2 separate regions of the Homo sapiens genome follow, and region 1 is linked to region 2. The links are chromatin contacts, found by Hi-C in ENCODE. All regions are on one chromosome and are shown on one strand. Each heading gives the region's core, a stretch centred on a gene start or an enhancer-like site at or near the end of the contact. The rest is flanking DNA. Distances are from core to core; before and after follow the strand shown.

Evidence for each region. Hi-C counts contacts between places; a loop is a spot of excess contacts on that map. Pooled maps may share reads with other maps.
Region 1: a loop to region 2 is called in a map with no recorded cell type, with 8 times the contacts of the local background. The contact joins two enhancer-like sites. A Hi-C loop is called at or near these places in 2 of 37 single-sample maps with no recorded cell type and 2 of 50 pooled maps.

The regions. Positions count from the first base shown.
Region 1 is chr9:115,195,626-115,199,615 of GRCh38, forward strand. The region is part of intron 1 of DELEC1 (deleted in esophageal cancer 1); the gene reads left to right. Among named protein-coding and RNA genes, the nearest start is that of DELEC1, 56 kb to the left of the region's middle. Within about 2 kb of position 2,591, at least 2 of the 41 ENCODE cell types and tissues checked have a DNase peak (open chromatin) inside an H3K27ac peak, as active enhancers do.
Region 2 is chr9:109,408,744-109,412,834 of GRCh38, forward strand. PTPN3 (protein tyrosine phosphatase non-receptor type 3) reads right to left here. Exons shown (of 26, transcript NM_002829.4): 15 at 1,486-1,672; 16 at 1,256-1,333. Among named protein-coding and RNA genes, the nearest start is that of PTPN3, 88 kb to the right of the region's middle. RefSeq lists enhancers at 2,472-2,591, 3,112-3,211. Within about 2 kb of position 2,473, at least 2 of the 41 ENCODE cell types and tissues checked have a DNase peak (open chromatin) inside an H3K27ac peak, as active enhancers do.

The DNA.
Region 1 (3,990 bases), core at 1,341-3,840, 5.8 Mb after region 2:
TACTCATTTAGCATGAATTCCCAATATAGTACAATTTTATTACCTATAGGCCCACGTTGTACGTTAAATCTCTAAAGTTATTTATCCTACATATTTGTTACTTTCTCTCCTTTGACCTACATTTTCCTACTTCTTCCTTTTCTATCTCCTCCTTTGCCCCAGTAACCACTGTTTTGTTCTCTAACTCTGTATATTTGATTGTTTTTAAAAGATTCCACATATAAATGAGATCATGCAATAATTTTCTTTATTTTTCTGTCTATGTCTGGCTTATTTCACTAAGCTTAATGTCCTCCAGACACATTCATGTTGTGGTAAATGGTAAGATCTTGTTCTTTATTGGGCTGAATAATATTCCCTTGTATACATATACCACATTTTTGTATCCATTCATTCATCAATGGACACTTAGGTTGTTTCCATATCTTGGCTATTGTGAATAATGCTGCAATGAACATGGAAGTGCGGATATCTTTATGAGGTGTTGATTTCATTTCCTTTGGGTATATGCCCAGGAGAAAGATTGCATTGCTGGGTCATATGGTAGTTCTATTTTTAATCCCTTTAGAAATATCCATACTGTTTTTCATAATGGCTATCCCAATCTTCTCCAATCTAAATTCCATTTAGATAATGTTGCCTGCAGAAGACTCTGAGCCTAAGGCATCTCATGTCTTTGGAACAAAACTGGGACTTTATCCTTGAATTAAACAAAGTGACTGATACGCAATTGAGCAGGGAATAACTTTCTCACAGTGAAATTTGATGTTAAAATGCCCCCTCTCTCTACACCCCCAAACTGTCTTACAGTCTTCCAAAAAATGTTGGTGTTTTCTTTTCCCCCTTTTGGGAAAATTAGCTAAAGTTTATGTGTTTCTTCACATTCCAAAACATTCTAAGATAGCACATAATCTCTGTGTCAAGTAAGATTGCCTATAATAAAGTCCTGTAAAATAGCTCACCCCAGTTTTTTTGAAGTATTGCTACTAATATAACGCCTTGTGGTTATTTAAAGATGCACAGTTTCCAAAACCCTGCTCTGTTCACTGGGCTTTAGTAGCAACAAAGAGACTAGGTCTGCCTGAGGATTATCATCCTTAAATGTATAGATTAGGAAGTTGAAGCCTGGAGAAGTGAAATTAGATAAGATAATAAGATAATTCATCTAGTAATTAGTAGGGCTGGGGTTAGAACCTGGGTCCTCTGGGTCCTCCATCACTCTGTGTGGCCTGCACAGAATCCAGTCCATGGACTCTTCACATGTGAGGACTCTAGCTGCACATGTGGGGACTCCCAAGCAGGTATAGTATATCAGAGCTTGAAGGAAGGCTGGCATGGCAGGGTCTGGGGTGGTTTGGGGGCCTGATGCACGGTTATCAGAGGAGAATCTTTAAGGAATCTGAGAAGCTGAGAAGATAGCAATGTCAAGCTCGCCAAGCAGCTGCCATGGCAAATGAGATTACAGAAGCAGTCTTCCCTGCATCCCAGAGGCTGCCACAGCTGAGAGTTTAAATTTGCAGCTTCAGAAAGGAAAGCAGACACACAAATGTGCACACGAACACACACACACACACACACACACACACACTCACTCTCTCTCTCTCTCTAATGCCCATGTGATATCAAATGTAGCCTTGACAATGCTCCAGCCCCCACAGAGATGCTAGTCTCTCCCACTTCTCAGTCAACTCCCTGAACCCCATCTCCCTACATGGCTGTAGGATGTTTTTGAATTTCTACTAAAAAATATTTCTGAATCTTTGTGCATCTTGAATTTGTCCAGGACTAAAGAAAGAAAAGTATATTTTGATGTACAGGAATGCATGGAGCTTTGTGGTTCTCTACTCAAGTGGAGTAGTATTTTTATGTATATTGGGTGACAAAACATTCAGATTACATGGAAACCAAACATGTCAAAGCATTTTGGAGAAATAATTTGGTAGCTATTTCCAGATGCAAAAATACTTCTGTTTCTCAGTCAAGTTCTTTGTCCTATTTAAACACAGGCCACTAGAGCTAGTAATTGTCTTTTCTTAGGATATTTTAAAGGTCCTGGAACACAAGACTGGAACCCTGGAAGGATCAGATTGTCTCATTTTACCAGAAGAGAGACTGAGGCACAAGAGGAGACCAAGCATGGCTCCAGGGACGCTAGTGAGTCACCTGCAGATGAGATTATTCAACTGTATAAATGAAATCATGTTTCACCTGCAACGAAAGAAAGCACAAATCACCAGTTTTTACTTCTTTCTCTTCTTTTACTAGTTTTAAATGGCTAAATGGATCACCTCCCTTCCATTCCCCCACTCCATCTCCCTTAAATTTGGAAACCAATTACATTCCAGGGAGGTAGAGATCTGGTGATAAAGGACTCGTTTCAGGTTTCACACTTGAATACATTTTTACAGCTTGCTTATAAAATTCTGAAAGCTGGTCTCCTAGTAGAAGGGAAGATGCTGTCAAATGCTAAATGGTGCAGTTAGAGGGACATTCAGACCTCCTCTCTAGCCCTTCCTCTTTTTCTGGCACCCAAAGGCACGGGCCTTTCCTGTCAGCTGTGCAGGCTCCTCATTACTTTCTAGGATCAGCACATGGATCGGCTCTACGGGGTGTCAGACTCAGTGAGTCAGCAAAGCAAAGCAGCTGGGCTGAGACAGTGAGACAGTGGACAGTCACCCAGAACAGAGGCAGGGCTCATACACCAGCAGCCGGGGAGGAGAAGCTGTGCAGAATCCACATCAGAGACATAGACCCAGGGGCATCATTCTAATAGAGGGCTTCCACTTTTGATATTCTTCTTTGTTGTCTGGTATGATGCTTAATAAGTGGAAGGTTTAAAGGGAAGGTGTGGGGGTGAGTCTATTTATTCCTTGTAATATTTTTCCGCCAATTTGAAATAGACGAATTAGTTCAGACTATGACATTTTGGCTGATGCAACCTTATTTTATTACTTATTTTATTATAGATCAGAGTAAAGGGTTAAGTCATTTAATTCAGGTCAAATTCTAAAAGAAGGATATTACTCAACTCATAAACTATATAGTCTGCATCAAGAGAAATGGCTTTTATCAACAGCAATCAAACTCCCTTATCCAAAATAGTAAAATCTTGAGACTTCCAATTTTAATGTAATATTTTCCATTTTAAATATGGATAATTATTTGTGCTAAGTAGCTAAATATAACCAGAGACATTAATGGACAAATGATAACAACACAAATAATATATTTATAACAGTTAGCATTTTTAAGTACATCATTTACCATATTATAGCCACACTGCAGAGAAATTTATTTTTAATGGATGCTACCTTTGTAGCTCCCCTAATTCTGAAAAGATTTTGTTTAATCTTTTTAGCAACTCTAATTAATTATTATCATCTTCATATACATTTGTTAATTCAACAGATATTCAACAGATATAGCTATTATAGTATAAGAAATTAAAACAAAGTGATGCGAAAGACCAATCTCAGGGGAGTGGAGATCTTTGGTCAGGATATGAAGGGAAGGGCTCTCTTTCTAGATGATGGGTTTCCAGGTACAAAGAGATGTGAAGATGTGAAGATTGTTCCAGGGCAAGCTCCGAGGTGGGCAAAGTGACTGGTGATGGTGGGGAGAGGGACAGGAGGGAGGTTGATGAGGTTAGCAGGGGCTAGGTTATGTAAAGCCATGTGGGTTGCTGTGGGGAATTGAGATGAGAAAACAGAGACATTGAAAGGCATTAAGTCTCGTTTCCAAGGCCACACTGCTAACCGGGAGTGGTGGCAGGTGTCTGTAATCCCAGTTACTTGGGAGGCTGAGGCAGGAGAATTGCTTGAACCCAGGAGGTAGAGGTTGCAGTGAGCCGAGATCGCGCCACTACACTCCAGCCTGGGTGACAAGAGCAGAACTCTATCTCAAAACAAAACAAAACAAACAGAAAAGAACTGAAGCACAGCTAAGCCGGATAAGAATTTATCTCTATCTCTAAGTGTATCTCTCTGTCTT
Region 2 (4,091 bases), core at 1,223-3,722:
GCACGTTGTGCACATGTACCCTAGAACTTATAATAATTAAAAAAAAAAAAAAAATATATATATATATATATATATGGGCTTTATATATATATATGGGCTTTAATATATATATATATGGGCTTTATATATATATATATAGGGGCTTTCAGCAGAGGCGAGCGAGGCCTGGGAAGGGGGCACACCCTGTGAGCGCATCTGGCCTGTGAGCGCTGGTCCTCAACACAGCTGCTGGGGCAGATGAGGCTGTGCATGATGGCAGCTGGGGGGTAGGCGACCACCTGCCCTCACTTTGTCCTAGAGTAGGGATGAGTAAACGTTTTCTGTAAAGGGCCAGAGAGGCTTTGTGGGAGTGAGGGCTCTGATTCAACTGCTCAACTCTGCAGTCATTAACCCACCAGTAAACAAATGGCTGTGGCTGTTACCAAAAAAACTAGTTACAGAAACAGATGGGATTTGGCCTGTGGGTTTAGTTTGCAGATCCTGCTTAAAGGTGCCTGGAGGAGAGTGGTGGCCCTGCAGGTTGAACTTGAATTGTTTTTCTCTTATCAGCTTTAGCAATGCTGAGGGGTTCTCTTAATAGCATTCCTGAAGTGGGTAGATCTGTTTGCCAACTGTGTGCCCTCATTTCTGGGAACCTCAGTATTCATTTGCAAAATGGGTTTAAAAATACTGACCTTACCACTTGTTATCAGAACTTAAGAAGGTGCTATGAATCTAGTGGATAGCCAATGCCAGGCACAGAGCAGGCACTTGGCCTTCGGCAGCTGTTAAGGCCACATTAAAAAAAACCTCTCAATTCTAGGCTGGGTGCGGTGGTTCACGCCTGTAATCCCGGCACTTTGGGAGGCCAAAGTGAGTAGATTGCCAGGTGTTTGAGACCAGCTTGGACAACATGGTGAAACCCCATCTCTACAAAAAATATGAAAAAAATTAGCTGGGTATGGTGGTGCATCCCTATAGTCCCAGCTGAGGTGGGAGGATCACCTGAGCCTGGGGAGGTCAGCGCTGCAGTGAGCTGCGATCGTGCCACTGCACTCTAGGTTTGGGCGATAAAGTGAGTTTTTAAAAAAAAACAAAAAAAACCCCAAATATCTCAAACCAAACAAAAACAAAAAAAACCCCCAACTCTCAATTCTGAGGGTTGAACCAACTTCCTTATGTAGCTCAGGAATGCAGCACATTTGTAATGCAAATTAAAAACTCATTGAAAGATTGCTTCCCAGCACAAAACTTCCTTTATAAATACACAACATACCTTAAGATTAAATCCAAATTTTCCATCTTCATCTGGTGTGATACGGATCAAGACTAAGTAGCTGTCACCATTATCATTCTGGAAAACGGTTTGAAAGTGGTCATTTGCATCACATCTCTCTCCAGCAGTTGGTGATAAGATATTTTCATTTAGTTAGAGCTACTCAGCTGCCCACAAGAGGCCGGGAAGCCCTGGGTGTGTGGATCACCCGGCTGCCTGCGCTCGCTCACCTTGTCACAGTAGTACTGGCTGGCGTCCTCGGTGGAGCCCCCTTTGGTCACCCTGTGGAAGTCATCTAAGAGCTGCTGATCAACGCCGTCAGGTGAGCAGGAGCCTGGAGCATTTGAAGATGGAGACACAGAACTGGATGACTTCTGGGTCAGGTAGCTTTGTGCCGGATTGTTCTCGGATAAACTCCTTCATCATGGGGAAGGAGGAGATATTAATAACTGGGTTAATATTTTATTAGAGCAAACACTACTGACTGTAGGGGCCTGGCAGCTGGGGGCTGTATGTTTCCCTGGAACCTCAGCTGCATAGGTTGTCAGCGGGATTTGAGTACACCCAGGGCCCACTGACCACCCCTGACCGCATCTGGCCTAGACACTGTCACATGGTTTTGGGGAAAAGGGATAGGAGGCAGGGTGGATCTGGAAACTGCTGAAAACTTTGCTCCCTTCCCCGCTGCTTTAGAAGGGTGACAGGGAAATGTGTCCAGCTCCTCTGGTGGTTTCATTACTGAACCAGGCTCTGCCAGGCAAGCTCATGCAGATGCACAGCCCATCCCTTCTGAAAGCTTTTTTCCTTCTGTCTCACTTCTGCGGATGGTTCTGCTTCATAGGACTCTTGCCTCCTCAAAGGAAACAGGACTGTTGTTGTTGTGCGTTCAGGAGAATTTATATTATTCCTAGTTGGCATGATTTGCCTGTGACATCCATGAACTGCCACGCTGAGATCTTGTTACATTTTCCTCTATCGAATATAGTTTCTTCTGTATCGTGGAGCTGCACTGTCTAGTATGGTAGCCACTAGTTATATGTGGCTACTTAAATTTAAATAAATTAAGACAAGAAACCAGCCATACTTCACATGCTCACTAGCCATATGCGGCCAGTGGCTCCCGTATGAGACAGTGCAGTCAGAGAACATTTCACCACGGCAGGAAGTCCTGCTGGACAGCGCTGTCTTAGAGAGTTACAGATGATGAAAACGGAACAGAACTTTGTGGTCATTTGTTCTAACTCCCAGTTCACAGATGAAGAAGCTGAGGTCAGGAGAGGCTGAGTAACTTGCCCAGGGTCACATGGCTTTCCCCCGGCTTAGCAGACAGAAACCTGACCGATGTGCGTCCTAAGCCTTTCTTCCCTCTCCAGACCATGCAGAGCCCACTTCCAAGACCCCTATTTCTAACCCCTCAGAGTCACAGGGATTAACCATCCCTGCTGTCACTGTACAGGACAGGACCCTTGAGTCTCTGCATCACCCACACCAGCCCCTTCCGGAGCCACAGGCCCAGCACAGACACCTTACAGAGCTGATGACTATGGGGCTCTCCTACATTCTAAGACTCTGCCCCACCCTAACCTCATCCAAAGTGAAGTGAGGGGAGAAGCGCAGAGACCAAGTCATTCAGTGAAACCCAGACAAAAGACAGCTGCTACTGCCTCTTTCTTGACCTTCATTTCAAGCCCTTATCCATGGATTTTTTATGAAATTGGTGCTTCTCTTTCTCCTAGTGAGTTTAAATGAGCCTAATTTAAATATAAAATCTGTATCATAGTCACACAGAATGATTCATAATCACAATCTATTTGAATAAAATATTCAGTGACAGACCAATGGAGAAACACAGCGATACAGTAGGACAAGAGTCTGGCCTTATGGTGTCCAAGTGGCTGGTTGGGGGTAGGGTGTTATGGATGGGAAGGCATTTCAGAGACAGAGTATTTTGGAATTGAAGTTGTATACAAGTTTTCAGATTGAAAAAGCATGACTTTCACTTACGTAAAAGGAAGCTTTACAAAATTCCCCCCAAATACGGCATCTTTGCTGGGTTTCACTGTTTACAAGAGCATCACCCAGTGGCAGAAAGGGCAACTGCTTGGCAGTTACAAAACAAGTTAAAATGGTATTTCCAGTTCTCGTTCTGTCTGTCTCTGTCTCTGTCTCTACCTCTGTCTCCCTCTCTCTCCCTCCCTGCACCCCCCCAATCCATTTTTTTTTCTTTTGAGGTAGGGTAAAGCTCTGTTGCCCAGGCTGGAGTGCCATTACATGACCACAGCTCACTGCAGCCTCGATTTCCTGACTCAAGAGATCTTCCTATCTTGGTCTCTTGAGTAGCTGGGACCACAGGCATTCGCCATGTCCAACTAATTTTAATTTTTTTTTTTTTTTGAGTCAAAGTCTCGCTCTGTTGCTAGGCTGGAATGCAGTGGTGCAATCTCGGCTCACTGCAACCTCCGCCTCCCGGGTTCAAATGATTCTCCAACCTCAGCCTCCTGAGTAACTGGGACTACAGGTGCCCGCCACCACACCCGGCTAATTTTTTATATTTTTAGTAGAGACAGGGTTTCACCATGTTGGCCAAGATAGTCTCGATCTCTTGACCTCGTGATCCACCTGCCTCGGCCTCCCAAAGTGCTGGGATTACAGGTGTGAGCCACCATGCCCAGCCTTTTAAAAATTTTTTGTAGACACAGGGTCTCACTATGCTGCCTAGGCTGGTCTAGAACTCATGGTCTCAAGCAATCCTCCTGCACTGGCCTCCCTAAGCGCTGGGATTACAGGTGTGAGCCACCATCCCCAGCCCTATTTTTCTTTTTTGATTTAAAACTCA